Linked DNA regions of Homo sapiens: region 2 is linked to region 1. The links are chromatin loops, found by intact Hi-C in ENCODE. Cell type or tissue: Caco-2. All regions are shown on one strand. Links, peaks and the distances in the headings refer to the core of each region. The heading gives the core; the rest is flanking DNA.

What was found. Hi-C counts contacts between places; a loop is a spot of excess contacts. Peaks named below come from ENCODE experiments on the same cell type or tissue, not always from the same donor. Only the 100,000 strongest peaks of a DNase experiment are listed, where the experiment ranks them.
Region 2: it touches region 1 in a loop (6-fold over the local background); 5 of 110 quality-filtered maps call a loop at or near these places.

The regions. Positions count from the first base shown.
Region 1 is chr20:32,441,059-32,456,930 of GRCh38, forward strand. NOL4L (nucleolar protein 4 like) reads right to left here. Exons shown (of 11, transcript NM_001256798.2): 6 at 15,060-15,337; 7 at 12,518-12,703; 8 at 12,246-12,437; 9 at 11,826-11,948; 10 at 11,178-11,379; 11 at 2,001-6,758. The coding sequence ends at 6,538. Among named protein-coding and RNA genes, the nearest start is that of ASXL1, 91 kb to the left of the region's middle. RefSeq lists enhancers at 4,364-5,025, 6,938-7,439, 15,528-15,872 and a silencer at 15,837-15,872. In Caco-2, for the core only: no CTCF peak of the experiment used is centred there; DNase peaks (open chromatin) are centred at 4,817, 4,947, 5,582, 7,495 and 4 weaker places.
Region 2 is chr20:32,146,080-32,161,951 of GRCh38, forward strand. TM9SF4 (transmembrane 9 superfamily member 4) reads left to right here. Exons shown (of 18, transcript NM_014742.4): 9 at 706-776; 10 at 3,555-3,687; 11 at 4,543-4,624; 12 at 4,721-4,796; 13 at 9,024-9,107; 14 at 11,715-11,890; 15 at 12,372-12,435; 16 at 13,913-14,032; 17 at 15,197-15,286. Among named protein-coding and RNA genes, the nearest start is that of TM9SF4, 44 kb to the left of the region's middle. RefSeq lists enhancers at 3,151-4,042, 6,767-7,061, 13,315-14,206 and a silencer at 6,767-7,061. In Caco-2, for the core only: a CTCF peak has its summit at 9,735; DNase peaks (open chromatin) are centred at 9,232 and 9,742.

The DNA.
Region 1 (15,872 bases), core at 2,673-7,672:
ACAGTTGTCAGTGCTGTGTTACCTGATATGGGTGGGTCTTAACCTTTTTTTGGGAACTCTCCCCCCATGGAATGCACATACAAAGTTTTTTGGGGTTTTTTTGCAGACTCTCACTCTCTTCAGGCTGGAGTGCAGTGGCGTGATCATAGCTCACTGTAGCCTCGAACTCCTGAGCTCCAGTGGTCCTTCCACCTCATCCTCCCAAGTAGCTCAGGCTACAGGCACGTGCCACCATGCCCAGCTAATATTAAAATTTTTTGTAGAGACTGTTGCCCAGACTAGTCTTGAACTCCAGGCCTCAAGCGATCTTCCCGATCTTCCCGCCAGCACACCTGGCCTCACAAAGTTTTGCATACTGTGTCAGGATTTACCAGCTCCTTAGGCAGCTGGGGCCCTTTGTTTAAGAACCACTGGCTGAGAATAAACCTAATAAAATCTGTGTTTATACAAAAGATCAATTAAGGGAAGATAGGATTTTGCAGAGATTCTTCTTGCAAAGAAATGTAACTACTAAGCTTCCCTAGTGCATTTTAAGTTGGAAAAATAGCATATGCATGTTTTCCTATTTTTCATAAAGGGAGGTTTGCCTGTTTTGTCATTGAATACATTTTAGTTCACTCTTCTGAGGGGACATTCCCATTTGATGAAGTCTTTTATCCACTGTTAACAACAGTGGTGCGGAGCCCCCAAAGGAGCCAGACTAGAATAAGGGAGCACTTTTCTGCCCTCAGGCAATTTCTCCTGGGAATCTCAGTGCTCTGGTGGACTGCAGTATTTCCTGTGGAAGGAGGTAAGTGTTTGCAGGGCTGGCCAGCAGGCCAGCGGGGTCCATGTTCTGGAGCTGTTGTCACAGGTTGTGGGTTTCTAATAGTCTTAATAGTTTGAGGAGTCTCAGTGGTGATCATTTGAGGCAGGAGAAGGAATTTCCGTGGTATTAACTGAGGATTTGCTGCCCCTCAGCAAAAGGAAAGCGGCAAGGGAGGTGTCAAGGGCCATCGTCTTCTGGCTCTCAGTGAGTCTCAGCCCCAAAGTCATGCCCTTCTCCATTTTATGTATTTGGCTACTGCACAGACTTTCTATGAGAAAAAGGATTCTTATGTTATTTAAAAATCAAGGTTTTAATAACTGCCATAAATGTGTATACATATATATGTATATATGTATGTGTGTATATATGTGTATATGTATGTGTATATATGTGTATATGTATGTGTATATATGTGTGTATGTGTGTATGTATGTATATATATGTGTATATATGTATGTATATATGTGTGTGTATATATACACACACACGGAATTTTAGCAAATGTATGCTTTTAACATGCCTAAAGTTGTTTTTAAATCCATGATCATGTTGGTTCCCAGCCATATTCCTACCATTTTTCCTTAAAGCTTAACCTAAACCATATATATAGGATGAAAAAAAATTAGCACAAATAAGTATCTTTGGGAAAAGCAGCCCTTTTGTTTCCTTCAAGGTGGGATCCAGGGTTTTGCATAGAATGGAATGTGCAGCACTGAAGGTTCAGAACCAGGGATCATGTTTGCTCAGTTTTCCAAACTAGCACTTAGGGATTGTTATGGGAATTTGGTTTCAGTCAGTTGGCCATGTGCTAGGGTGAGAGGTTGTGGAAAAGCTACAAGTTTTTTGCTGGTCACTGAATTTCAGCAAGGCGTGTACCCCGTGTGCCTCTGTGTCTGCACGTGGCGGGTAAGGGAACTGAGATTTAAAACAGTGCATGAGAGTTCTGCCTGTGCTCAGCAACTGAAGGGCACCTGGGAAAGGTTCATTTCCTTCCCTTTCTAACAGATGAGGTGCTGGAATTACAGGTTTATTTGTTCTAGAAAATGTACTGAGGACCTTCTGTGTGCCATACTATTGGCTAGGAAAAGGTGGAATCTACTAGTAGAAAGATGTTTCGGTGCCCAACTAGATGAGGAAGGATGAGAAGTGGCAGGCGGTGCTGCTGTTGATAGGACACAGTGGAAGCAGAGCATTCGGTTTGTTGTTCAGTGTTTATTAAGTAGATTCAGTCTTATATATGATATACAGATTCAAAAGGAAAAGGATTCCACATACTTATGAAATCAGTGCATTTAGCAAGTAATACCATGGAGATAACAGCTCGATTAACAGCTCATTGGTCTTTTGTTAAGTGAGGGAGAGAGGGAGTCGGCCTGTGCTAGTCATTCCACAAACAAAACAGAATTTAGTCACATCACGTAGAGAAGACACATTCTAAGAATTAAAATATTAAGCCACATTTACTGGTAAAACTCACTATATAGAACACAAATAATTTTTATAGAGAGCATTGAGGAGGAAGTCCTCACCTGCTTAGAAGAGCCACGTTAAGTTGCATAGGTGCATATCTGTAAAAATATAATTTAGAGGTGAAGCCATTAATAGAGTCACCTTTAAAAGTTGGTGCCATCCACTGTTTGCCTTAAGTGCTTACTATCTGGAGCCCTGTGCCCCTCCCCGGAGGTGGGACCTCATGAAGGAGCTGCCCCCAGAGGAACCCTGAAGAAATGGCTTGTACTATCTGCACTGAAAGTCTTAAATCTCATCTCAGATATGGAACTCATGCTCTTCCAAAACATGTCTAAATTATGCCAGAGGACTAAAGACCTCTTGGGTTGTCCCTAAATCCTGGATGGCTTGATCCTGAAGGCAACATGAGTCATTCTGACCTTCCCACTCCCAGGCTGCCCAGGGAAGAACTACATTCATCCCACAGCTCTGCAGCAAAGTCCTGCCTTCCCTTTTCCTCTGTCCATGCAGTTACCCACCAGCAGCCAATAAGAGGTCTCTCTTCTGACTCCTGCTCCTAAATGGACCACATAATTGAGGCATATGGGCCATCTACCAGGTGGAAAGTGTTTTTCAGCCAATCTGAGTTCTACGTGGTATAGGTTTTTTGTTGTATTTTTAGGTGGAAACGTAGGTAAAAAGTGAGAGGTTTTTGTTTGTGGCTTTGCTAAGCAGATGAGCTTAGTGAGGTGCATCTTCCTCCTCAAGAGCAAGTCTTGCAGAACACACAGGGACTGGGGGCATCTGTACATGTAAACAGTACACTTTCACTGAGTCCAAAATTAGGAGCAAAAATACAAAGGTTCACATTGGTCTTAGGTAGATACAGGCGAAAAAGGATTGAGCTGTTTAGCTCAGAAACAACAAAAACAAAGTTTCTAAAGCACCACTAAATTATATAAAAATCAGACCATGGACGGATTGAAACTGGTATTCTGGTGAAATACTTTACTATTTTGTAAAAAGTTTTACAAAAAATTACAAATTAAAAGTATCAACCCTCTGAGTTCAAAGCAGCATTTTGAAAATGAACTGGTAGTTAATCCTGTAACCACCCTTAGAGTTGTAAGTGGCCCTTGGGAATAGGGATGGATGGGTTCCACCTGTTTGAAATCCTCGAAAACCCTCCTAACTCCCTGCCTGTCCCCCTCCCCGTCAGCACTGTCCTTGGGAATAAACTGTCCTTTGTAAGAGTGGTGACGGTAAAATGAATTTCAGATGGGTTACACACACTATCACTTGTCTACCTGATGATCCACCACTAAGACCAATGCCCACTTCTCTGATGCTACCCTTCTTGTGGGATTAGCCTCCTGCAAAGACTCTGGAATTGGAGTATCCTACTCTTGCATTTCCTTTTTAACTTAGGATCCCAAATGATCACTTTGTGCCCTGAGGCCCTTCAGAAGATTTTTAAATGGCTGTGGGACAAGGGCTTTGGGAGCTCCTTTTGGGAGAAGGCAGTCCCTCTGGTGAGGGTGAGACAGCAGTGAGCTTAGTTCATCAGAACCAGCTCTTTGGTGCCCTCCAAGTCGGGAGTAGGGGGAAGGGGTTGAAGCTGCATCTTTTAAAACAAAAGCAAAACAAGTTCCCTGACTGAGCCAGCTAAATGGAATCCTGTTTCCATGCAGAAACTTGCTCCTGATTCTGCCATCTCTAGGGCTTCAGGTGTAGTTTCACTGGAAAGGAGGAGCCCACCCAAGAGGTGGGGTCGACATGATGAAATCCATTGTCCTGGAGGGGCCTGGGAGGCCCAATGGACTTTAACAACATATTCTTTCCTTTCTCTTGAAAACACATTGAACCTACGCTCTTGCCGCAGTACTAAGGCAGGCTGGAGGGTGGTCAGTTCCAACAGCTTGAACTCAGAAAAACATGACTTCAAACTGTAGCTTATGCTGATCTTTAGATCTAATCCTTGTGTGGGTAGGGGGAGGGAGCCCCTTCCCCAGTCTTTCTCACTCCTGTCTGCCAAGAAATGCAAACGGTTCATGTCTAGCTTGGGTACTGCCTCTGGGAGGAGAAGTGACACGTTAAGTAACTGATACCAGGAATTCTAGGGTGGCGATTGTCTCTGCCAGGTTTTAACATTAAGATTTTCACAAATAATTGCCTGGGGTAACATTTTTGCAAAAGATCTTACTGATTACTTTGTAGTATTGTTCACACACAAAAATAAATATTTACACGAATTCAAATGTTGAGTAGTACTGAGCAGGTGGGGCCAGATGTGTGGATGGCTGGGGTGTGGGAGAGGCCTTGGGCACTGGAGGTTGTGCTGTGCTAAGGGTGAGTCTCAGGTGTCCTGGCCCTGACCAGAGGCCTGGGGATTGGTCAGATGGAAGGCAGAGGTGGTGTGGCTGGATGGGGTATTGGAGGCCACTTGAGAGATAACGACCACCCCCAACCTCTAGGGGCCGGAAGTAAGCACGGGGTGGGCACCCTACCTTTCAGAGTTCTGGACCTGAGGCAGGATGGGGCATCCTCACTGGTGCCCCCCCCATCCCTCCTTGGGGGGAGTCTGCCACAGTGCCGGGAGGCAGTGGCCACAGCTGCAACAGGCAATTGGCTGCAGAAAAGCTGGTTTGGGAAGGGGTGCCTGTTCTGGGAGCGAGTGGCTCTCCGTGGCCATCCTAGGATCCACTCGGCCCTGGCTCCCCTGGGGCCTCTCTGCTCTGAGGGAGGAAAGGCAACAGAGGGCTTCTGCCAGCTCTGGGCAGGGGCGGGCAGCAGAGAGCTGCTGTCATGGCTACGGAGTGTTGCACGGAGAGGCCCTGGGGGCCTGCTGAGGTCTGGGCGAGTCCCTGGTTTAGCAGCACTGGTAGGTATTGCACTGAGCAAGAGGAAGTGCCTATCAATCAATCAATCAGGGAGGAAGGAAACCAGGCCAGCTTTTTCTTTTTGCCCTTTTTCACACTCCAGGGATTATGGGTTTCTTCCAGGACCGGCCCCTCCGGAAGGGCTGGTCTTAGGAGAACCCAAGTGGCTCCTCCACTTCCACTGATCCCTTTACTCCAAACATGGCGCAAGGGGATGGGAGCTGCAGCCCGCCCTGGAGCTCACGGCTGCCTGATAGCCGGGGCTCACCCTGAAGAAGTGGCCCCTCTTGGCAGGAGTGAGTCTGAGGGGCCAGGCCTGTGCACAGAAGTTCAGACCTGGCTCCTGGGCAGCGGGGTGTGAGGGCAAGGGCCCTGCCAACCGGCTGCCATCTCCCAGCAGTCCGTCCTGTCAAGCAGCTGAGGGCCAGAGCTGGAGGGCTGCAGTGGCTGGTTAGGGACAGGACGCTCTCTGGGTTCCAGCTCCTGGACACCCAGTCTGGACTTACTTACCTCCCAGGCAGACACATTGTGTGGGGGAGTTGGGGTTACAGCTGTTCAGAACAGGCTCAGGGCACATCCTGGAAAAAGCCCACGCTGGAGTGTGAGGTAGAATACAGGTGACCATGGACTGGGGCTTCTGTAGAATGGGGTCGGGGTGCCTCTTTTGTTTTGCTTTGCCATGGGTGTGGGTGAGGTCCTCCTGCTTGGCGTTGCCTAGGGAGGTGCCTGGTGGTGTCCCTGTGGCAGCACTGGGATCTGCAACAGGATGGCCTGGCCAAGGGCTAGCGGCCACAGGGTGCACCAGGCATGCAGAGGAACAGCCAGCCTGGCACCTGTCCTGCCCCTACTGGCCCCAGCCCACATCAGTGTAGTGATATGGAATGTTAGGTATGGGGATACATCCTTCTGATCAGACAGACACAGACTAGCAATCTGTACAAACACAAAAGAATCCATTTTCAGAAAAATAAATTACTAAGGGGAGAGGAAGAAAGGGTCCACTTTGCTTTTCTCAATAAATATGCAATTCTGCTCACCTAAGACTTGAAAGGTAATTATCTGGGGGTGGGATTCTAACATCAGGGTCCACGAAGGTGATTCTAAACAGAGCTGCAGCCCCAGCGCCTTGTCAGGGGAGCCCCCAACCCTTCCAGAGCTGCCCCGTTGGCCTCTTCCAAGCAGGTCAGAGCACCCGTGTGGTGAGATTCCAAAAAAAAAAAAAAAAAAAAAAAAAAGTGTCCTTGTGCCCAAAGTCTCAGGTGCTTGGAGTGTGGCTAGAAACAGCTCTTTTGGATCCCACCTCTTTCAAAAACAAAATGTACCAACTGGTGAGGCAGGAAGCCAGGTCCAGGCTGGGACAGCCTCCTTCCCTAGGGCAGTGCGCTCCAGGTGCCGGTGGGGTCAGTTCTGCTGTAGGATGAGGTTTTCCAGTTCATCTGCAGAGCGCAGCAGGAAGGCAGCAGACTCCCGGTAGCCCGCGATGAGCTGCCGCACGGCGCTGATCTCCGTGGGGCTGAGCTGAGCGGTGGGCACGGGCCTGCTGGTGCTGGTGCTGGAGGGGGTGGGCGTGGGGGTGGTGGAGGTGGTAGAGGCCCCGCCTTTCATGCTGAGGTCCGTGGGCCCTGTGGAGAGGGAAGTAGGGTGAGAAGGGAGCAGCCACCCTGCCTGGCATCTGGGAGGTGTACCTTCCTTGGCACTGTCATAACCTATGGCCTAGTGCCCACTGTGAGTTGGGCACTGAAGTCCGTGGCTCTGGTCCATCTCCCTGATGGCTCTATCCCTAGTGCTTAGAATGGGCCTGCGGGCGACAGGGTTCTCAGAGAATCCTCAGGGTGATCTTGCAAGGATCCGGTTTTAGGTGAGGAAGAGGCGGCCTTGGGGCAAAGGAACTCCTAAGATCTGCCTCTCCTCAGTGTGGTGAGCAGAGCTTGGGAATGGGAAATACTACTTCCATTGAGGAACTGTGGGACAAGTGCTAAAAGAAAGCCTCTGCCAGTGTGCCTAAAGGAGCAGCACCCATCTGTGTGCTCTTCCCCAGCCCAGACACCGAGGCTGGAAGGGGAGATGGTGTGCAGGAGACTCTGCAGGTAGGCAGGGGCCCAACACACCTGAGAGATGCGTGTGGGGAAAGCCCAGGAGGAGCTGAGAGTCGAGCCACAAAAGGCCAGGAGAAGAAACATCTGTGTGCCCAGACAAGAAAGGGGCTTCTGTCCAGCTGGAGAGAGGCCAGCTGCCCTGGTTGTCTGGGGGGAGAGGTACAGGCCAGACTGGCCAGGCCATAACTGCACCCCCAGGAGGGACCATGGCAGCCAGTGGATGGAGGAAGGGGCTGGGTGTGTGAAGCCTCTTTCTGCTAAGCCTCAAGCACCTCGAATCCCCCCTCCTGGGAGGAGTCCTGTGCCTGAGTGAGGTGGAGGGTTCATGCTGCTAGGATACGAGGGAGTGTGGGCCGGAACCATCAGGACAAGACTCAGACTCGCTTCTGGAGAAACTGCCCGCCCTTTGTCCTCGGATGATGGCAAAGAGGGAGCCTGCCATCTTTCAAAACACACTAGGGGTGTGCGTGTTGGGGAGGGGACCGCCAGGCCCTGTCCTCTCTTGGCCTTTCCCAAGAAGCTCCTGGCTTTGGAGTCAGGCAAGTGTGGATTCAAGTCCTGCTCTGCTACTTCATTGGCAAATTCTTTAACTTCTCTGGGCCTCAGAGCCCTCATCTGCCAAAACTAGGCGGCTCCTGCGAGCAGAAGCTGAGATGCCGGCTGTGAAACACTCAGCACAGGCTGAGGCTCCTTCTCAGCCCACAGGAGGCCTGACTGCCTAGACTGGCCCAATAGGGAAGGGCTTCCAAAGAGGTTTCAGGGCTTTCTGAATGGGCTCCCAGGAGACCTGGAAGCTCCTGGAATTTGAAAAGCATTCTACAAGGTGTTCGGCAAGAAACAGCCAAAGAAGAGAGAATCTGGGCAGGTGCAGGCAGAGCTGCCGCTTCCCTGGGAAGCCTTCTCTGATGCAGCCAGGTCAGCTTCTCTGTTGTCTGCCCTCCCCCTGGAGTCCCTTCCCCACAGCTTTATCTTCCACGGGGGTGTGAGGCTCCCCCAGCTACCCTGAAAGTTCTGATGGTCACATTCTCTCATGATTGCATCTCCATGGCAGTTTTTATGCTGCTATGAAGAGAGATGGACAAGCTCTTGTCACGGGAGGTATCCAGACTGGAAGTAACATCTTGGGATAAACTATGGAAACCTGACTGCTGCTAAAAGGAAGCTGGTGCAGCCCCCAAATGGGGAAGGAAGCTGGAGTCTAAGATGGGACAGTTTGTCACATGGGGTTATTTCCTCTCCGGCCAGAGAATGTGGACACCAAGGAGGAGGTCCTAGGAACTATTTTCTAAATAGCGTCCTTGGAATTGAGAGTTAAGGAAACAGTTGAGTCTGTTAAAATCAAACACAGGGGGAAGGGGTTGGGGCTGTGTCTGGAAACAGCAGCCAAACAGGTGACTGACTCCCAGGGTGTTGTCACAATGCGGGACTGAGAAGCTTGGAACAGGAGTGCCTCTGCTAACTTCTGGATATTGCAGGGGATGGACCCAGAGGGATGCGGGGGAAGAGGGTCTGGTTCTCTCTAGGGTGGTTCTGGTCCCCTCTGCGTCATGCTTGGGAGTGGCCAGAGCCTCCTGGCATAGTCAACATGAGCAGTGGTCCCGGTTCCTTTCTTTTCTCCTCTCCCCAAGTGCTATCCTGTTCATGCCTGTGCTCAGAGCTTCCTCCCTTCTCTCCTGGGCTGTAGCTGAGGCTTGGAAAGGAGAAGGTCCCTGTTTCCTGCAGCTGATCTGATCTGGAGACACCCCCGTGTAGACTCTGGTTACAGCCAGATGCTCAGGTTGCCGAGGGACTGCCGTATGGTGGGTAGAGGGATAGGAGTGAGCATGAGTTACCCAGCACCCCAGGCAAGACAGGCCGAGCCTGATTCTATCTAAGCTGATTTGCATCTCCAGATGACAACATAATGAGCAAAGTGAGGAGCTCTGAGCCATTAATACGGCTGCCCGGCTGAGGTACCAAACTGATTGAACAATACTTGAAAGGCTGAGGCTGGGGAGGCCAGTGGGGCTGGGTGGCCCTGCAACCACGTGGCTGCCTGTTGTCTTCCTTCAACTGCTGGAGGATTTAAACAATGTTCTTCAAATGAGGTACTAGTGCTCAAGGACAGGGGCTGCCCCAGGCAAGGAGGTAAATGACCAGATTTCTGCGTCAGTGGCCTCCCCACCCACCATGAAGGAACCAGGGTATTCACAGATGGGAGACTGAGACCCCAGGATGCACAAGGGCAGAGCCAGCTGCCTCCCTGGAAGAATCATTCTCTGGCTGCTGTTTGTGCCTCTTGGGCAGGTGTGAACGGGCAGGCATGAAGCAGGCTCAGCCCTAATATGAGAGGCCCTTAGGAGGGTCAGGGGGACTTGGCAGCCGCAGCCCTGAAATAGGTCATGCTGGGTGGACACCAGGTAGAGGCTTGTCACCATCGCCTGCTGCTAGGAGGGAGCAGGCCCCAGACCACCCTCACCTCACCTGCTGAGCCCCAGACCCCCATGTGTAGGGGGGGCAGGGCTTTTCTTCCTGGAATGAAAGGAGCCCGCCTAGGACAGCCACTCCACCTCTCACCGTGCTGGCCACTCCGGCCTTAGCTTCAGGGATTAGGGCCAGGCGGCCTCTTATTTTAGGTTAAGAGGCATTAGGAAGGGATGAGGAGTTAAGCCCAGGCAGGAATCTTCCAGGGACCTGCATACACTTCCTGGTTCTGGGGGGTGGCGGGGGTCAAGGCGAGTGGAGGCAGCCTGGGCTTCCTGCCATGGGTGGGGACTAGCTCCCTCCCTTGCTGCCCAGGAACAGTGAGGGGTCTCCTGCAGCCAAGGATGGGGGCTTAGGGAATCCTCAGGCATGTTTAGCCAAGACCTTGCACCAGGGTTCCCCAGCTTACAGGTGGCACCTTTCTCCAACCTACTCAGGTTCCTCAATTCTTCCCTTCATTCCCTGGCTTCTGAACGACCCCCAAAGCACATGGCTTCTGCCTCTTGCTCTGCCCATTCAAACCTTCTTACAGGGGCAGACAGAATGACACAGACCACACAATTCACGGCCCTTCTGTGCTTAAAACCTAGCAGGGGCTCCTCCTGCACACAGAACACAACCCGAGTGCCTGGCCCAAGAGGTCCTGTGACCCACCAGGCTGACCCCACTCCTCCCCTGCTTCCCTTGGCCTCACAGTAAAGGGGTCTGAGGTTCCCCATTCCAGTTCGTGCTCACGGCAGCACCTGACTCCATGAGGAAGCCTCTGTCTCTTCGGGGGCTGTCTCCTCTAATGGTCTGTGCCCCATCTGCGCAGAGTAGCCTGGGGAGTTACCGGAAAAGCACCTACTGAATCACCCAGCTACAGGAGCGGAGCGAGGGAGCAGGTGTGCACCATCACCCCAGGTGTCTCAGATGTAGGCTCCATGAATGCAGGGGCAAGAACGGAGGCCCAGCACCCAGGTGAGGAAAGCTTTCACCTCACAAGGCAGGCCCTGAGCTGAGGCCTGGGGAGGGAGCCGCCCTGCAGGCCAGCGGGGCCACAGCTGGGCCAGGCCAGCAGCTGTCTCACTGAGCCTCAGTCGCTATGGGTGAGACAGACGGGGCTGCGGAGATTCAACTCAGGCCAAGAACAGGCCCTTGGCTGGGACTCGGCACCCACAGGGACCCTGGGGGAGTGGAACCAGTGAGAGGCGCCGGTAGTGAAGGTGGGAAGTGTTGGAGCAAGCGTCACTGGCGGTGAGAAGGGGGCGGTAGGTTTTTGCTTTAACCAACTGAGTCTCCTTCACCTTCCAATCTAAGGACCAGCTAAGACGATGAAGTGGAAGGGTGCCAGAGCCGCCCCTCCTGCTCCCTATGCTGTGAGGCAGCCCCTTTCCATCACTGGCCTCTGCTTCCCTCTCCCCATTCCGCTGCCCAGGGCTGCTCTGCAGACCCAGCTGGGTGCTGGTCGGGAAGCCAGAGCCCAGGCCTCCCCCGACTCACCATTACTGTGGTTTCCTGTTTGGAGGGAGGCAGGGGGCTGCAGGTTGCTGCTCAAGGCCCCGTACCCGCGGTAACTGTAGTTGAGGCCGCCGTTGGCGTACACAGGGTCCTGGGAGTAGGAGGAGGCTGGCAGTGAGTAGGTGGAGTGGGTGATGGCTGCGGAGTCCCGCGAGTGCTGCTTGTCCAGGGCTATGGGCTCATCCTGCAGAGGGGAGAGGGGGGCGCTGGGGAAACCAAGGGGCAGCTGGCCCCAACTACCATCCCTGGACACAAGGTGGATAAATGCTGCGGCCCCAGGACTCCTGGGACCCAATGCTGCGGTTTGACCTGTGGGATTCTGTCTGTCCCCTCCCCCAGCCACCTTCCCCCCGGGGGCTTTCCCCAACTCTGCTCATCTCCCTGTCAGCGTATTTGATCAGGGCCCTCTGGTCTCCAGATGAAGTCCAGGCTTCCGTATGAGGTCTGAGGAGCTCTGAGAACAACACACCTGACCTCCACCCACCTCCTCTCCTTGTCTTTGCCCTCCTGTTCCCCCTCTGCCCTTCTCCCGACTGTACCCATCACAGCTCCCTCAGTCCACACCCATATAAGGCCTGCCCTCCCTGGCTGCCCAGGAGCGGCCCCTGTAGTGGCTGCGGTGGCAGGTACCTGTGAGGACTGGTAGATCTCTAGACGCATCCGCTTGGCTGCCTTTCTTGTCTCGCTCTCACAGGCAGCTGCCAGGATGTTTTCTGCCATGGCCGAGGTCAGATGGGGTGGCGTGGGTCTGGTCTGCAGGCAGAACGGGGATGGAGCTAGCATGGGGCCCGTGGGGGCCCTGGGCTTGTGCAGAGACCCTGCCCCAGGGGTGGGTGGCACAGGGTGGGGTTTGGGCTCCAGCGCCTCAGTCTATGGAGCTGTGTGATCTTTCTGGGCCTTAGTTCCCTCATTTGCAAACCAGGGATTATGGTACTTGCTTCCAGGGCTCCTGGGAAGACCCTGGGTGAAGGGGCCCGGGCATCCTGGGAGTGTGGCAGGAGGTCAGTAGTGGCACCGAGGGAAAGTGTGGGCCAGGCAGGGGGGACTCACCATCTCCATGCCGTTCTTCTTCATGCGACGGCAGGACTTGAGGTACGTGCGGATGCGCTTGCGGGCCCGCTCCTGGAACTCAGGGAACTGCCGGCTGCAGGACTCGATGATGGCCTGGATCTTCTCCTTGGGCTGCTTGGAGATGGGCACCATGCGGTCCAGGTTCTCGTCCACAAAGAGACGCACAAACATCTGTGGAGACACGGGCCATGGGAAGGGCTGGCCCTGGCCTTGCCCCCATCCCACCCCACCTGTTTCCGGCCGGTGCTCACGTTGAAGGCCTTAAGACGCTCAGGGTCCATGCCTTCAGAGTCGTTCATCTTGTCATTGTCCTCATGGTCATCGTGGTCATCGTCGTCATCATCTGCCGTCGGGGCCCGGCCCACTGTCAGGTCCTCAGGGCAGCCGCTGACCTCGGTCTTGATGGAATCGTAGCTCCCAGAGCTGTAGGGGGGGGACTAAAAGGAGGGCAAGAGGCAGAGGGTTGGGCCAAGCAGCTGCTCAAGCCCTTGCTGGGTCTCCTACAGGCGGTGAGCTTGGGGACCAGGGTGGCACGCATGCCCTGCTGCCACGAGAGCCATAGCTGCGAGGCCCTGAGCAAGTCACTCCCCTCTTCTGCTCCCTTCATCTGTGCAATGGGGACAGCAATGCTACCACCTCCCTCCCTGGGCTGCCGCAGGGAGGACCGACTGCAATAGTGTATGCAGAGACCTGGTTCCCGGGGCTGCTGAGCGCTTAGGAGGGTGTCAGCTGTTTCCTCAGCAGAGGCCAACACCAGGACCTGCCACGTGTACAGGGGAAAGGCAGACATGGAAAGGACTCCCACCACCCGCCAGCCTCCTCTCGTGCCAAGATATATTTTGGCTTCGGGGTTTTCCTCCCTGATCCCCAAGGGGCTGCAACCCCAAGTTGACAACCGAGCTGTCACCAAAGCAACGAGCATGCTGTCTGTCGGGAGGAGGAACAGATGCGCTGGGCGAGGTAGCCAGCCAGGGCGACAGGTCCGTTCAGCAGGATGCGTTCCCGCAGCTCCTGAGCTGGACTTCTCCTGTCTGCCCCCCACCCAGGACAGCACAGTGGCCCCTTGAGAATATGCGGGTAGAAAGGGAGAGGGAACCGGATCCGGCCTCCCCCAGCAGTCTCCTGTCCTCCAGTAGAGAAGGGCTCCAGCCCTCTGCTCCCACCACGAGTTTCTCCCTGGCCAAGCCCCTCAACCATCTCTCCTTAGGAGCAGCTCCCTCTTTTCCCCCATGCCCCTCCATCTTCTCATCCTTCATGGCTCAGCTCCCACACCACCTGTCTCCTGCCCCTGCCTCGGGGCACCGCTCTGGGACGGCTGAGGACCACTGTTGCCTTTCGGAAAGTTTGTGCCTTCGATGTGTCCTAAGTACTCGTTCAGATCGTGACTGACAGTAGCCTGGGGACACTGTCCCTGCCCTCAAGGAGGTTGGCATCTAGCAGGTAAGGCAGGCTCAGGGAACAGGTGGCGGTATGGTCAGACCCTGTGATGTGGCAGCATGGCCATGGCACAGCCCGGAAGGGAACAGCACTCACTGAGGAGCAAATCCAGGAAGAAGGGCATTGCCTGGCACCTGGTCCCACAGCACGGCCCCCGCCAGGCCTCTCTCCCTGGGACCAGGCCCGCAGGGGTTGGTGCCCTAGGGTCACTGGCCTGGTGCCTGTCTCTTCGTCCACATACAGACTTGGATAGGGGCAGGATGCCGAGGGCCCCCGCTGGCTACCATAACTGGCCGTGTGGCCCCAGGCAAGCCACATTCCCACGCCACTCCTCAGCCAAACCCTGAGCCAGGGCCAGGGCAGACAGATGGAGAAAAAACTAAGATAGGAGCTGCTGGTGGCGTTCCTGCTCTCATCTCACTTCCCTGGGCCCCCCATGTACCCTGTGGCCACAGTGGCAATGGCTGCTGAACACAACTCACCCCCTTCATGGAACAGCAGCTATGCCTGTCCCTTGGACCCAGGCAAAGCCTGCTCTGGCCAGAACCTGCTCCCAGCCACCTGTGCTAGACACATAGCAACAACTCAGCACTGAGCCCATGGTACAGAATGTCCCCACGAGACATTCCAAATGAGGCAGGCAGTAGCACCTACTCCACTCTCTCTGCAGAAGAGAAAACAGGCCCAGAGAGGGAGAAGAGCCTGTCCAGAGGTGTAAGCTCCAGGAAGGCACCTCTGGCCCCCGGGCCCAGGTTGGAGAAGAGGCACTACTACAGGAAACCTTAGTGGCCCGGAGGCAGCTTGTGGAAGTGTGGGGGAGGCCCCAGGAAGCAGGGGGGATGCCCACTGGTAGGGGTACGTACTGTGCCCACCCTTACCACCGTCCATCAGCCTAGTCAAAGGAGGAGTTCCACTGCCCACATCCCTGGGCCCTCGCCCTTTTTTCGCACGACCTATAAAATGGGGACAGGCACGCAGACAAACCAGGCAGTGGGAGGCCTCGTACCTGGCTGTGCCGAAAGTGGCCACTTGCTGTTATCCCCAGCAGATGCTGTTCTGGGGGAGGGGGATGGGTTGTGGGGATGCATATCCACCTACCACCTCTACCAAGGCAGGGGCCGTCAGCTCCACTTCACAGGCTCGGAGAAGGGGGCCTGGCTTGGGGGCACACTCCAAGCCATCTCCCATTCCAGAGCTTCACCAGGAACCGAACACATACCAGCCACAGCCACCACCCTGGCTCGGTGTCACACACATGGGCTGGCTCCAGCTAAGCTCTGGGCGTATACAATTTCATTCTCGCCTCGCGACAGCCCTTTACAGAAAGAAATGGACTCAGCCCCCAGCCCCACACACCTCGGGGGTGGTCTTCACCCCGTATTTGACGCGGCTCCGCAGCCCGTCGGCACCGCAGCCATCCGAGGGGTAGGAGGCTGTGCCAAGTGCCGTGGCCGGCGGGAGCTTGTCACACAGGTTGATGGGCTGATCCTCGGCGGCCGTGGTGAAGTCCATGGGGGCCACGGCGCCGTTGCCATTCATCTCGGGGAAGGCAGGGTCGCCCTGCGTGCTGCTCGACGTGGATGGGTTCAGGGTGGAGGAGCCATTGCCGCTGCCACTCTCAGAGGAGGAGTCATCTGGAATGAGAGGCCTGGGTGTGAGGCCCCACCCAAGGCACTGTGGCCACTGCAGCCACCTCGGAGTATCCCACCCTGTGTCCTCCTCATGAGTGTCCCTGGGTTGGGGTGAGTGCTGCTACCCCACCTCAGAGGCAATTTGCCCCAGCCCACAGCCTCAGCTGAGGCAGCCACAGGGTCCCCTCTGCCAGAACAGAGGGGCCATCAGGAGGGGTGTGGCCAGGCAGGGCTGTGCAGGGCATGGAGGGTCTTCCTGCACCCCAAACTCGCAAGCGTTATGTCCAGGCTTAAGGGAGACCGAGCTCCAAGGGTTTGGGAGTGAGTGGCCTGTCAGAGGGCCCTGGAGGCCCTCGAAGCCCGGCCAGGCTCTCCCTTCTCCCCAGCTCCCAGGACCGCACCTCCCACCCACCCTGCTCCTGCTGCCGGGCACTGCCTTGCAGCTTCGAGCTCTCAGAGCCCCTGCCCACGGTGGGCCCTCAAATGTCTCCTTCCTCTGCCGGAAGCAGGAAGGATGGCTCTACTGTGACCTCCAGCC
Region 2 (15,872 bases), core at 7,477-12,476, 290 kb before region 1:
AATGCTAAATACTGTTTATTAAACATTTACCAAAGGGCCAGCTGCTGAACTAAGCACTTTACAAACATTTCAATCCCTGAAGCCCTGTGAACTAGGCCCGAAAATGTTAAGTGAACTCAAGGTCATATGGCCCATTCTCTTAACCACTACAGTGCTGCCTAGAGAGGGAAACAGGAAAGTACAAATGGGGGTGGGAGTGGCTCTGTACTGTTCAGGGTGCTGGGACGTGAAGATGCCCAGAGTGAGCCTCGAAGCACGCGTAGGAGTCAGTCAGGATATGGCGGGGCATTCTGGGCAAAAAGGATAGCTTGAAGAAAGGCGTGCTGATGAGAACATAGTGAGGCCAGGAGCCAACTGAAGCAGCAGATAGCCAGAGGTGGAGCCACAGGCAGCCCTTGGACACATGAGCTGAGAAGTCAGTAGGACCAAGCGATGGAACAGCTGGGATGCTCCTCTCCCCAGGATACCCCTACCCATCCCAGCAACCCTTTCCTCCCCACCTCCATGCTCTGTGCTCTCCTCCCCTGGTAGCTGGAGTGGAGCTCCCCCGAGAAGAGGCCTTGAGGTGGCTGCATAGCCAGTTCATAATGGAGCAAGCCGTGCATGCCAGCTGTCGCACAGTAAAACATCATGTCTAGGAGGGCATGGAGCATGGGCTTGCTGGCAGCGCCAACTTCTCCTCATCCTCACCGCCATCTATTTCAGGTATCCTGAGCATGATTATCATTCGGACCCTCCGGAAGGACATTGCCAACTACAACAAGGAGGATGACATTGTACGAGGTCTTGGCTGGGGAGGGATGAAGTTGGATGGGGAGGGGAGGAGGACCGTGTGTGTGCATATGTTTGTGTATATTATCATTCAAAGAGGAAACCTCAAAATACTAAAACAGTTTAGTATACTTTTTTTTTTTTTTTTTGAGACGGAGTCTCGCTCTGTCACCAGGCTGGAGTGCAGTGGTGTGATCTCGGCTCATTGCAATCTCCACCTCCCGGGTTCAAGCAATTCCCCACCTCAACCTCCCGAATAGCTGAGACTACAGGCACGCACCACCACACCTTGCTAACTTTTTGTATTTTTTAGTAGAAACGGGGTTTGCCATGTTAGCCAGGATGGTCTCAGTCTCCTGACCTCATGATCATCTGCCTCGGCCTCCGAAAGTACTGGGATTACAGGCATGAGCCACCACGCCTGGCCTAGTATACTTTTAATACTAAAAATGTAATACCAAAAAAGTAAGGAAAAAAGTTTTATTCACCCAAAGTGATAGGGATGGCCTTTCTAATTTTAAAGCATAAAAACCGTGGAAGAAATCACAAAAAATAGTTGATTGATTTGACATTAAAAATTGTAAAACTATTCTGCATGCCAAATACATAAACAAAACAGAAGGCCACAATGGCAAACAATATCTGCAACAAACTTGAAAAAAATGGCACAGTTTAAAGAATTCATGCAAAATCTCTTTGTTTTAAAAAAAACTAGGTCGGGGCTGGGCACGGTGGCTCACACCTGTTATCTCAGCACTTTGGGAGGCCAAGGCAGGTGGATCACTTGAGATCAGGAGTTCAAGACCAGCCTGACCAACATGTGAAAACTTCGTCTCTAATAAAAATACAAAAATTAGCTGGGTGTGGTGGCATGCACCTGCAATCCCAGCTACTCAGGAGGCTGAGGCAGGAGAATCACTTGAACCCAGAAGGCGGAGGTTGTAGTGAGCCAAGAACGTGCCACTGCACTCCAGCCTGGGCAACAAAGTAAGACTCTGTCTCCAAAGGAAAAAAAAAAAAAAAAACTAGAGGACAGTAGATAACTTGAGGTTAGGAGTTCAAGACCAGCCTGACCAACATGGTGAAAACCTGTCTCTACTAAAATACAAAAATTAGCTGAGCCTGGTGGCAGGTGCCTGTAGTTCCAGCTACTCGGGATGCTGAGGCCGGAGATCACTTGAACCTGGGAGGTAGAGGTTGCAGTGAGCCGAGATCACACCACTGTACTACAGCCTGGGCAACAGAGCAAGACTCCGTCTCATAAATAAATAAATAAAACCAAAAAATCTAAAATTTCGAATGTAATGATGAACAGGAAATTTACAGGCAAGACACTGCAATATGCCCAGTAAGCAAGAGAAAACTGTTTTTACCTCAGGAAGAACCCCACAAAATGCAGGTTCAAACAATCTTGAGAAGACCGTTTTGGACCATCATATTAGCACAGACTTTTTTTCTTTTTTTAACAGTACTAATTGTTGGTAAGGTTAATGTGAACTAAGCATCTTTCCATACCACCCATGGAAGTATAAATTGGTAGCTTTCTGAAAAGTGATTGGCAGTGGATATCAAGAACTGTAAAACAGGCTGAGCATGGTGGCTCGTGCCTGTAATCCCAGCACTTTGGGAGGCCAAAGCAGGAGGATCACTTGAGCCCAGGAGTTCAAGACCAGCCAGGGCAGCATAGGGAGATCCTACCTCAACAAAAACAAAAAAGAACTAAAACAGGCAACTTGTTTTGCACAGCAATTCTTCTATTATTTTTCTAAGGCAAGATTCAAAACACCAAGACTTGGTATAGAAATATTACAGCTTTTTTTTTTTTTTTTTTTTTTTAAGAGACGGAGTCTTGCTCTGTTGCCCAGGCTGGAGTGCAGTGACACAATCTTGGCTCACTGCAAGCTCCGCCTTCCAGGTTCATGCCATTCTCCTGCCTCAGCCTCCCGAGTAGCTGGGACTACAGGCGCCTACCACCATGCCCAGCTAATTTTTTGTATTTTTAGTAGAGACGGGGTTTCACCCTGTTAGCCAGGATGGTCTCGATCTCCTGACCTCATGATCCGCCCGCCTCGGCCTCCCAAAGTGCTGGGATTACAGGCGTGAGCCACCGCGCCCAGCCAGAAATATTACAGCTTTGAAATACAATGTCAAGCTTTTATTGACCTGAAGAAATGTTCACAAATACCAACTGAAAATAACAAAGTACATAGTGTGATCCCAATGTTATTGTTTAAAGCATACATATACACATATATACATAAAAGGTTAAAGGAATTATATCAAAACAGTGTTATTAAGTGGGAGTATCAAATCATTTTATTTTTATATCGTTCTGTTTAAATTTTTCTGTAATAAACATGTATTACTTTTTGTTCATTTGAATTTCATGCTACATACCAAATTATTTTTACTTTTTTTATTACACAAGTAAGAATGCATATTTCTTTCATAATCAGAAAAAATAAATAAATTGACTCCAAATCTCACCACCCAAGAACTCTTACAGTTGACATTTTAGTGAGTTGAGGTATTTACATTATTTTCCCACAAACGAGGTTTGTGGAATTTAAAGAGATTTTCCTTTTACGCATCTACAGGCATCAGGTTTGTGGCCTCCTTTTCTTGTGACAGTTTCAGATAAGCACTTTCTCCTATCACTTACACTCCTGTGTCAGAGCAGCGCTGGTTGGCACCTGAGGGTGTCAGCTGTCACCTTGGGGGTGGTCCCTGCAAGAGCTGCCTCCATCTTCAACAACCAGCCTCACTCTGGCCCTTCGCTGCAGGAAGACACCATGGAGGAGTCTGGGTGGAAGTTGGTGCACGGCGACGTCTTCAGGCCCCCCCAGTACCCCATGATCCTCAGCTCCCTGCTGGGCTCAGGCATTCAGCTGTTCTGTATGATCCTCATCGTCATCTGTGAGTGTGCCCAGCGGGGCCGGGCATGGGGGCATGGCTTCCTCTTCCAGGTGCCTCAAGGAGAGAAGGGTGGGCTTCCCTCCCTGGAGAAAGGGAACCAAGCTCCTGGCACCAAGTGGGCATGTCAGTATCTCTGGGCCAGACAGGCCGTCTATCTCAGCAACAGCCCCAGCCCCAGCCCAGGACTGGTGATTCACCTCACAGCCATTTACAGAGCCCACCATGTCTCCTCCATCAATGAGGCAACACATCATTGCTGTGAGCTTGGCCTCCTTTTGTAGTCAGAGGCCAAGTGACCTGCCCAAAGTCAGTACCAGGATTAGGATTGAAATCAAATATTTTTTTCTTTAACAAAAACCCCACTAATATATAGTAATTTTAGACAGCTTTGGAGTCAGTCTGCCTAGATTTACATCTCAGCCTCATGCCTCCAAGCTTTGTGACCTTGGACAGGCCACTTGACCTCTGTGAGCCTCCGTTTCCTTATCTGAAAAATAGGGAAAGTAATCACCCTGCAGAGTTGGTAAGGTGGATTCAGAGACCTGGCATTTGTGGTGCCCTCAGCCCAGCACCTGACTCACTGCAAGTGCTCTGTGGACCGAAAGCTGCGGTTGAGATTTGGCCAGCCAAGGCCCAGCAGCTGCTGCACCCCTCCGAACCCCAACTAAGACCCAGTCTTCCCCTGTAGAGGGTAGGGGACTATGCTGTTGAGAAGACAAGGGAGGGGGAGCCTCATCTGCCCAGAGTCCTCCTGTCAGCCTGTCCAAGGTGGGCCTGGGGCTGGGGCTGGGGCTAGAGGCCTGGTGATCAGCCACCCTGCCTTTCTCTGCCCTTCCTCCCTCCCTCCCTCCACAGTTGTAGCCATGCTTGGGATGCTGTCGCCCTCCAGCCGGGGAGCTCTCATGACCACAGCCTGCTTCCTCTTCATGTTCATGGGGTAGGTGTGTCTGAGTGGGCTCCCGGGGGCGGCACAGGCCTCCTCCACACCAGCTAATGGGTCCCCTTGGTGTGGATCCCTGCCATTTTCCCACAGGGTGTTTGGCGGATTTTCTGCTGGCCGTCTGTACCGCACTTTAAAAGGCCATCGGTGGAAGAAAGGAGCCTTCTGTGTGAGTGTCCTAAACCTTCTCTTGTTTGGTGGGAAGCAGAGAAGCTTCTTCCTGGGCTCCTCAGGAGAAGGTAGGCAGGTCCTGGTGGGGATTTTTGGGCCAGAAGCTGAGCAGCAGCAAGACATAGCAGGAGCAGCACAGGTCCAAGGGCAGGAATCCCAGGCTGTTACCCACAGGCTCGCAGCAGAACCTCCCAGGGCCTCCACTGCCCCATTTGTAAAATGAGGGATTTGAACTTAGGTCATTTTTAGCTGACATTGTCTGATGGCTCAAGCAAGAGAAGAAATAGGGGATTCAGAATAACAAGATTTAGAATAGCAGGGCAGCTGAGAGAACACCCTGAGTAAAGAGGGAATTGCCTGCCTAAGCCTGAAGAGGCCAGACCCAAGTTCCTGTCAGCCCATTTTCCAGGCTGGTGCCTGCATTTCTCTTTGGTGAGGATTGCTGCCCTTCTCTGGCCTCCTGGAGGTAAGGAGAGTTCTTGGCAGCAGAAAAGCGCGTAGCAACCAGAGGGGGTCTCGAGATTGACCTCACCTCCCAGGGATCCCCGAGCCCCTTCTCCTAGAGCGAGTGAGTCTCTTAGAGGACTAGGAAGACTCTTGGGTGCCCACACTCAGAGAAGTCTCTGGGCCCAGGATTCTGAAGCCATTCTCACCGCTGTCAAAAGCTCAAGGAGAGCTCAGGCTGTATCAGTTCTGGCTGCGACGCTTCTGGCACAAAGTAAGCCCTCGGTAAAGAAAAGTTGTGACCGTGACTATTTTGGGAGGATCAAAGAAAGGTTCCTGAATTGTTTTTTGTTTTTTTATTGTTGTTGTTTGTTTTTGAGATGGAGTTTTGCTCTTGTTGCCCAGGCTGGAGTACAATGGCGCGATCTCGGATCACTGCAACCTCCACCTCCTGGGTTCAAGTTATTCTCCTGCCTCAGCCTCCCGAGTAGCTGGGATTACAGGCATGTGCCACCATGCCTGGCTAATTTTGTTTTTTTGTTTTTTTGTTTTTTTTTTTAGACGGAGTCTCGCTCTGTTGCCCAGGCTGGAGTGCAGTGGTGTGATCTTGGCTCACTGCAAGCTCTGCCTCCTGGGTTCACACTATTCTCCTGCCTCCACCTCCCGAGTAGCTGGGACTACAGGTGCCCACCACCACACCTGGCTAATTTTTTTTTTTTTTTGTATTTTTAGTAGAGATGGGGTTTCACCATGTTAGCCAGGATGGTCTCGATCTCCTGACCTCATGATCCGCCCGCCTCGGCCTCCCAAAGTGCTGGGATTATAGGCGTGAGCCACCACGCCCAGCCAACTTCCTGAATTCTTGATGATTTGAGCATTTTTCTCTGGCCACCATATGCCAAGAGCCAGGGATCTAGAGAGGAGTAAAACTCACCACTCCCTCCTGGCAAGATTCTTCCCTGGAGAGGTCACCAGATACCCTCCAGGATTTCCCTCGATGGATCCTACATCAAACCCAGTCTTTTTCCCCCAAACCACCCCTTGCATCTAGTGAGCCCATCATTGATCCAGGCCCCCCAAGCCAGAAACCTGAAGCTGCCTATCCTCCTCCTTCCTCATGCCTCATTCCTTCTCAGACATCAAGTGCTAAGGATCTTCCTACCAAATGTTCTGTGAATGTTCCGTGAATTCCACCCCCTCCCACCCCCATCTCTGCATCTTCAAGGATTCAGACATCTTTGCCTCTCACTTGGCCCTCTGTGGTCTCCCTACAAGATTCTGACCCTTCCCTGGTGCCTTTCCACAGGGGGTCATCTCCAACAGCCTGCAGCAGTGTGGGTGTACTCTCCTACGGCCTTGCCTGTGCCATCCCCTCTGCCTGGGCCACACCACCCTTTCTTCTCACCTGGCTGGTGTCACCTCATCCTTTAAGTCTTAGCTCCTGCATCAGTCCTCCAGAGGCTGCCGCCTCCCCCACCTCCTACCCCGAGCCTGGCAGAGCCCTCATGAGACCTAAGTAGCACTTGGCAGAGCTAAGTAGGGGCAGGTGTGTTGTTCTCTACATAGGGGTCTGCCTTTCTCCCTGGAGCTTTTTTTCCTACCTAGCACAGTGCCCAGTTAGTAAATTTCAGCCAGGAAGGCAGATGAGGAATTCTGTGCTACACAACAGAGTCATGCAGGAACACAAAGGAAGGGAGGAAGTGACCTTTGAGCCGGGCCTTGAGGAGGATTTCAGATGAAGGGACGCAGCCAGCAGTGGGGCCTAAGGTTCTGGAATGGCCTAGATCCCAGTCTGGCTCTGCATTGGTTGATAACTTTCAACAGCCCTCTGAGCTTCAGTTTCCCCATCTCTCCAATGAAGATAGCTAGGGTTAACTGCACATAAGGACCTTGGTATAGCATTAGCCCTCAGGAAATGGATCCTCTGAGGTGTTGATGACCTATGCAAAAAGGCCCAGAGACAGGAATGTGCAGGAACAGTGACCAGTTGTTGGGTGCAGGGCTGTGAGCCAAAGATGAAACTGGCAATGGAGGTTTGAGCATCAGGTTCCGGAGGGCCTTCGTCATTGTGGTTAGTGACCCACCTGGATGCTCAGGCTGCCACAGCAGTCCCTGGCCTGGTGATCAGTGTGGCAAGAAGGTTCATGCCGGTTGTGGTGGCTTGTGCCTCTAATCCCAGTCCTTTGGGAGGCCGAGGCAGGAGGATCACTTGAGCCCAGGAGTTTGAGATCAGCCTGGGCAACACAGTGAGACCCTGTCTCTACAAAAAATAAATTACTTGGATGTGGTGGCATGTGCCTGTAGTCCTCCTAATCAGGCAGGTGAGGTGGGAGGATCACTTGAGCCCAGGAGTTTGAGGCTGCGGTGAGCTATGATTGCACCACTGCACTCCAGCCTGAGTGACAGAGTGAGACCCTGTCTCTGAAGAAAATAGAAGAAAAAGTCTCAACTGTAACTCTGGTGCATTGACTAGACTAGAATCCCTGTGCCTATACCCCACCCAAGAGATTCTGACTGGCAAGAATACACTGCAGTAGGTCAGGAGCATGGGCTCTGGGGTCAGACTGCCTGCGTTTATACCTCTGCTGTACCTTCAGGAGGCTGGGTGACGTGGAGGTGGTGAGGGGTTGTCTTTAACATCGCCAGGCCTCAGTGTCCTCATTAAAAGGAATAATGGTAGACTTTCCTTCCAGACTTGCGTGAGGATTAGGTGAGACAAGGTACATAGGAACCCAGCATCTGCCACCCCAAGACTCAGAGCTTCACCATCCTTCTAGGCAGTTTGGGTTGGGGCCCAGACATACGTGTTTTGTTAAAGTTGTTTTTTAGGGTTTTTGTGTGTGTGTGAGACAGAGTCTTGCTCTATTACCCAGGCTGGAGTGCAGTGGCATGACTCGGCTCACTGCAACCTCTGCCTCCCGGGCTCAAGCAATCCATCTGTTTCAGCCTCCCAAGTAGCTGGGACCACAGGTGCGTACTACCACGCCTGGCTAATTTTTTGTAAAGACAGGGTTTCACCATGTTGCCCAGGCTGGTCTCAAACACCTGAGCTCAAGCGATTCTGGAGGTAATTTTTCTCCCCCTCAAAAAAAAAATTTTTTTACATATGTATATATTGGGTAGTTAACGTGTTCTTTTTTTCTTTTTTTTGAGACGGAATCTCGCTCTGTCGCGCAGGCTGGAGTGCAGTGGCACGATCTCTGCTCACTGCAACCTTTGCCTCCCGGGTTCAAGCAATTCTCCAGCCTCAGCCTCCCGAGTAGCTGAGACTACAGGCATGAGCCACCACACCGGCTATTTTTTGTATTTTTAGTAGAGACGGAGTTTCGCCATGTGGGCCAGGCTGGTCTCAAACTCCTGACCTCAGGTGATCCACCTACCTCGGCCTCCCAAAGTGCTGGGATTGCAGGCATGAGCCACCACGCCTGGCCAGAGTAGTTACCGTGTTCTCAGTGATGAGAGTACATCAGAGAACAAGGTAGACACACTCCTCCCAAGGAGCTCACAGTCTTTTGGGGATAGGCGGATATTGATCAGGTAGCCAAAATATGTAATTACGAACTGGGATGAGAGCAAGAAGGGGCAGTATTAGGGACCTGAGAGGGCATAGAACAGAGTCCTGCTCAGTCTGAGGGTCAGGGAATACTTTCTGGAAGGAATGATGCTTGAGCAGAGTCTGAAAGACAAGGAGGGCTTAAGAGCTTCTGGTCTGGGGGCCCCACCGGGACAGGTAGGGGAGGTCCCTGGATGCTGCTCCTCAACCCGGCCCCTCTTGCTCCAGACGGCAACTCTGTACCCTGGTGTGGTTTTTGGCATCTGCTTCGTATTGAATTGCTTCATTTGGGGAAAGCACTCATCAGGAGCGGTAAGTGCCTCCCCTACCCTTCCAGCCCCTCCCCAGCAAGCGAGGACCAGTTGCACTCAGCCCTACTCCCAAAAGCCACTTCCTGCCATTCCCTTCCCTTTTCTGAGTCCCCAGAGTTACGTTCCCAGCCATGAGGGCAGAGGGCCAGCTGGGGTTTCCCCAGCCCTGCCCTTGGTGTGTCATGCCCTGGCCCTGGCCTTCCTGTGAGATCTTTCAGTCAACTGACCCAAGCCCACTTCTCTAAAGGGAGGTTTCCACAGTCCAGCGGCCAACTGGGGAATTTCCCTTTGTCTTAACCAAGAGTGAGCTGCCCAGTGTGAGTTTATTAGGTCATTATCCCAAAGCAAGCCTGTCCTCCTCAGTGTCCCTGCCCCTCAGCACCAGCCCCTGCAGGTGGAGGAGAGAGGAAAGGAAGGATCAGGTTGTATTACCCTTAGAGCTGGGAATCCTGCCAGCCCCAGTCCAGTGTGTTACTAGCAGCTGTCCAAGACTCACTGAGGAGGATTTTGAACTCAGTTGTGGGGAGGGGGAGTGGGGTCTTGGTCAATTAGCAGGACTGCAGTTGAGATGTGGCAGGCATTTTGCTATCCTAGCCTTAGCACGTAGAGCCCTCTGCCCTCCACCTGGGGGTGGCGGTAAAGGTCCTTGCATGAGGCTTCACGTCCAGGCTTACAGAGGAGGGGTTTCTTTCCCAGCAACTTAGGAAGCCACCCTCAAGACACAGTCATGCCCTTCCTCTCACTTCACCTTTTTTATCCCTGTGTTCCTTCTCCCTTTGAGCATTTTCCTCCCAGTTACCAGCTGCTCATTATAAACATTCACTGTAGAAATTTTGGAAAGTGCAGAGAAGTTAAAGAAGAAATTTAAAATAACCCCAAATCTGCTCACCCAGAGATAAATACAATGTAGGTCTTTAATATATGTTGTCTTTTTTCCTTTTTATAGATATACTTACAAAAGAATTACATAATTTAAAATTTATAAAATAACAGCAAACATTTATATGATGCTTGCTTTGTAGTAATACTGTTCTAAACACTTTATATATATATTTCTTTTTATGTGATTCTTGTAAAAAGTAAGTGTAGAGAAGAGGATAAAGAAGAAAATGAAAAATCAGTTCTAATCCCCCATATCCCATCTAAGGAAGTATTGTTAGCTCTTTGGTATAGGCCTTTCCAGGCACAAATATAAATAGATACAGTTGTCCCTTGGTATTCATAGGGGATTGGTTCCAGGACCCCTGAAGATACCAAAATTCAAGGATGCTCGAGTCCCATATATAAAGTGGCATAGTGTTTACGTACACACATCCTGTATATTCTGACTCTTCTCTAGATTACTTAAAATACCTAATACAATGTAAATGCTATGTAAATAGTTGTTATACTATATTGTTTTTTAATTTGTATTGTTGTATTTTTTGTTTGTTTGTTTTGAGACAGGGTCTCACTCTGTTGCTCAGGCTGGAGTGCAGTGCTGTGGTCTCAGCTCACTGCAACCTCTGCCTCCCGGGCTCAAGTGGTCCTCCCACCTCAGCCCCACTGAGTAGCTGGGACTACAGGTGTCACCACCACACTCGGCAATTAAAAAAAAAAATTGTAGAGATACAGTCTCACTGTGTTGCCTAGGCTGGTCTCAAACTCCTGGGCTCAAGTGATCTGCCCACCTAGGCCTCCCAAAGTGCTGGGATTACAGGCGTGAGCCACTGTACCCAGCTTATTTTATTGTATTTTTTTTTTTCCTGGACATTTTCTTTTTTTTTTTTTTTGAGACGAAGTCTCACTCTCTCACTCTGTCACCCAGGCTGGAGTGGAGTGGCAAGGTCTCAGTTCACTGCAACCTCCACCTCCCAGGTTCAAATGATTCTCCTGCCTCAGCCTCCCAAGTAACTGGGATTACAGGTGCCCCCCACAGTGCCCGGCTAATTTTTTTTTTGTAATTTTAGTAGAGACTGGGTTTTACCATGTTGGCCAGGCTGATCTTGAACTCCTGACCTCAAGTGATCTGCCCACCTCAGCCTCCCAAACTGCTGGTATTACAGGCATGAGCCACTGCTCCCGGCCTTCCTGAACATTTTCTGTTTGCAGTTGATTAAATCCACAGATGCAGAACCCATGGATACAGAGGACCGACTATGTTGTGTTTTTATTAAAATGGAATCCTTCTATACACATAGTTTATAGCCTCCTTTTTACACTTAATAGTATATCATGTAGTTTTATTCTGACAAGATTGGGAGCACTTTGTACAGTGTTGTTTTTTCCCTTCTTTTCTTCACATAATGTGCCACATGTAATCTCTTCATTTTGACCTCTTCATCTCTTCACGTTCTCAGTCCACTCCTTCCTGTTCCTCCCCTACTTCCTCCCTGGATGGTGAGCTCCTCTGGGATGCTGAGGTGCCTTCTTCACTGGGAGTCCAGATCAGGGCTGGGGTCAGCCTCAAGAGATTCTGGCCAGGAGCCCTGTGGTGGGGGCAGGGAGTGTGCTTCTGCTGCACAAGTCGCCTCTCCTTCTGTGGAGCCCAGAAGGTCCCCTCCCCCTTGCGCAGCCCCCATCCCGGGCATCAGGGCCTCGTGGGGGCCTCATGGTGCCATGTCTACAGGTGCCCTTTCCCACCATGGTGGCTCTGCTGTGCATGTGGTTCGGGATCTCCCTGCCCCTCGTCTACTTGGGCTACTACTTCGGCTTCCGAAAGCAGCCATATGACAACCCTGTGCGCACCAACCAGATTCCCCGGCAGATCCCCGAGCAGCGGTGGTACATGAACCGATTTGTGGGGTGAGTCCTCCAGCAGAGGCAAGAGCAGGGGAACGTGGAAGAGGGTACGCCCCCCTCCGCCACCAGAAGGGTGCGGCAACCAGAGTTCCTGCCGCTTCAGCCGGCTCTAATAGAGTTTATGAAAGCTTAACTTCACTCCAAGATCAAGGTGACCAGGTTGTAGGCAGACTTGGTGTCATCCTAGGAACCAGGACAAGGAAGGGGAAGGATGGAAGGGTATAGTGAGACAGGTTAAGACCATCACTTGGACCTTGGGCAAGTCACCCCACCTCTCTGCACCCCAGTTGCCCATCTATAAAATGAGGAGAATAATGCCCACCCTGCCTACCTCTCAAGAGATTATAATAGTACAGAAATATGCCAGAAGAATTAGCACCACCACACTCGTGTAGGTGCTCTCTCTTCATGCCAGCTTGGGAAGGAGCTTGGGGCTTCCTGGTGGCCTGGTCTCTAACAATGTCAACCTCTCGTTCTGTGGCAGCATCCTCATGGCTGGGATCTTGCCCTTCGGCGCCATGTTCATCGAGCTCTTCTTCATCTTCAGTGTGAGTACTGGTGCCTCCCCCACCCCTCCACCCATGCTAGCCGGGTCACTCCCACTCCACTCGGGTGCTCTGCTGCCTACTGCCTGAGAAAGTTCAGATGGGCCACTTCACCTCTCGGAGCCCCATTCTTCACCCTGAAATTGGACAACAGCCTTCCCTCTCAGGGCAGCATTGAAAGTGAAATGAGGCTGGGCGCGGTGGCTCACACCTGTAATTTCAGCACTTTGGGAGGCCGAGGTGGGTGGATCACAAGGTCAGGAGTTCGAGACCAGCCTGTCCAATATGGTGAAACCCTGTCTCTACTAGAAAATACAAAAATTAGCCGGGCATGGTGGCACACGCCTGTAGTCCCAGCTACATGGGAGGCTGAGGCAGGAGAATCACTTGAACCTGGGAGGTGGAGGTTGCAGTGAGCCAAGATCGCGCCACTGCACTCCAGCCTGGGTGACAGAGAGAGACTCCATCTAAAAAAAAAAAAAAAAATTTAAATGAGATATGTGGTGTGTGGGGAGCCTGGTGTGTGGAAAGGGGGACTTGGTAAATAGAAGCTGCCTCAGTGATACTTCAGTCATTCCCCACCATGACTAATAGCATCGTTGCACCTGGTTTCATTTCTGGGTCCTTGCACATCTTTACCTCTCTGTGTTACTCACAGCTCCTGGGAGGGTGGACAGAATGATTCCTGCTTGTCAGGGTCATTGTGAAGTTGGAATAAGTCATTGTAAAAATGCTTGACTTCAGGAAATGCTGTTGTAATGGTGATGATGACTCCTCCCAAAGAGTGCCAAGATGAAAGTTGGTAGGAAGGCCCTTCAGAGGCATGTAAGTGTGGCTGACCCAGCTCGGGGCCCAGCACAGATGGTACCTTGTACCAAGTCAGTACCGGACATGTATCTGCTATTCCAGAGTAGTGGCCCAGCCCCTCCCTGCTGAGACCACCTCACCCACACAGGTTTGCCTGGGAGAAGGGTCAGAGGAGGTGTTGGCTGCCCATGGTACCAAAGCCCATGTGCACTTCCCAGGGAAGCCCCCTCTGTTTCATCTGTGTGACTCTGGGCCAGTCACCAGCGTCTCTGATCCTTGACTTTCTTAGCTCTACCAGGCCAAGCTTTCATAGACACACACATGTAGCAATTGTATATGAGGCATGTGGCATAAGGCCTAGCGCTTGGTAAGCTGCTCAAGTGGTGGTGGCTGCTCTATAATTTTGATTTGGATAAGAATCATTATTTTCTACAAGCTGCTGAGTTCAGGCTGGGGTCTACCCAGAGCAGGTCAGTCAACCCCTGGCCCCTCCCTAAGGACAGTGTGGCTCACCCCCTGCTCTGGGGAAGAGGGGCCAGAGCCACATGCCAGGCCCACGGGCCCTGATGGTGTCATGATGATGTGTCCACTCCTGCCCTTGTGACAGGTTGGTGTGCCAGGGGAAGGGGAGCAGGGTGGTCAAGCCAGCTGAAGCCCCACTGTGTGTCCACAGGCTATCTGGGAGAATCAGTTCTATTACCTCTTTGGCTTCCTGTTCCTTGTTTTCATCATCCTGGTGGTATCCTGTTCACAAATCAGCATCGTCATGGTGTACTTCCAGCTGTGTGCAGAGGTGAGGAGAGCAGGGCCAGGAGGCGGGGGAGGGAGAACTGGATCCAGCATTGAACGGGTTGATGAGGCTCTGCGGAGAGGCTGGGTCTGGGCTCTTCATGTGGCCCCTGCTTCTGGCTCTGAGCTCTTGGGCCAGTACGTTGCTGTGCCTCTCCCAGCCTCCATGTATTCAGCTGTACCCTGGGCCTAATGAGATACCTTCCAGCTTAGTTGTGTGGGGTACTCACCACAGCTAGATGAAAGGACAGTAGATTTGCCAGTGCCAAGTCCACTCCAGTAGTAGTTTCTTCAACAGGCTGATGCACACTGGGTGGCCTGCCCTCCCTCTGGGAACTGGCCATTGGCAGAGTGGGTGAAGCCAGGGTTTGGGATGAACAGTCCCTCTGGGCTGGGACCCTGGCTCCTCCATGAGTAGCTCTGGGTCTTGGGCGGGTTGCTTAACTTCATGCCATCCGTTCCTCCTCCACATGATGGGGTGAGTGAGAGGACCTAACTTGGAGGGCTGCTCTCAGGATTAAATGAGTGGATTCATCTATAGCACTTAGAGTGGTGTTTGCCAGCCAGGCACGGTAGCTCACGCCTGTAATCCCAGCATTTTGAGAGGCTGAGGCGGGCAGATCACAAGGTCAGAAGATCGAGACCATCCTGGCTAACATGGTGAAACCCCATCGCTACTAAAAATACAAAAAGTTAGCCGGGTGTGGTGGCACGTGCCTGTAGTCCCAGCTACTTGGGAGGCCGAGGCAGGAGAATCACTTGAACCCAGGAGGCGGAGGTTGCAGTGAGCCGAGATCGCACCACTGCACTCCATCCTGGGCGACAGAGTGAGACTCCATCTCAAAAAAAAAAAAAAAAAAAAAAAAAAAAGAATAGTGCCTGCCACATGCTAAGCATTTGCTCGAGAAATGTTAATTATTTTTTTGTTGTTGATTTTTTTTTTAATGAGGTATAAACTGTAAAGTTCACCCTTCTTTGTCCACAGTTCTGTGGTTTTTAGAAATGCATACAGTTCTGGAACCACCATCACAGTCAAGCTGTGAAACATTTCCATCACCCCATATGTTACTGCTCTTACCAGAGTCTTCAGCCCCTCAAGCAACTGTGAAATTGGTAGGAAGGGGTTCTGCCCCAGGACAACACTGACCTTCCTCTGTTTCCTCCTCAGGATTACCGCTGGTGGTGGAGAAATTTCCTAGTCTCCGGGGGCTCTGCATTCTACGTCCTGGTTTATGCCATCTTTTATTTCGTTAACAAGGTACTGCCCTCCTTGAGGAGGTCCTCTTAGTCCTCATAGGGTAGGAAGGTCAGGAGGAGGATGCTGGGAGAAAAACCCAAGTGCCTGAATCTTCCTTTTCCACCCAGAATGGGGAGGACCAAAGCCACCTAGAACTGTTCCTGCTCTAGAAGATGGATCTTTTTAGGAAAGAAAGAATCTGTATTCTGTATGTTTGGGAGACAAAGGCCATCAGGATACGTGACAATGTGAATAATGCTTGTAAAACTTACGAGGTATAGCCATAGCCAAAGCAGGACTTGAAAGCAATATGTCACCTGCAGTGCTCTTCACAGGAAATAAGAGGGACTAATAACACCTTGAGAAAAAGGAAAAGATAAGAGTAACATGAAAGAAGAAAAGTAGAAAGGAGTTAATAAAGATAAAAGCACAAAATGCTGAAATAGTCTAAATAGTAGAACCCAAATTTAGGGCTGCAGGTATCCTGTCTCTGCAGGTGTTCTCTTCTTCACGCAAGTACTGTTCAATCCTGCAGAGTAAGGAGAGGATGGGAAAGTTTTTCACAGGCACCTCGGAGCCCTCCTAACTCTGTGACCCCACATAGGTA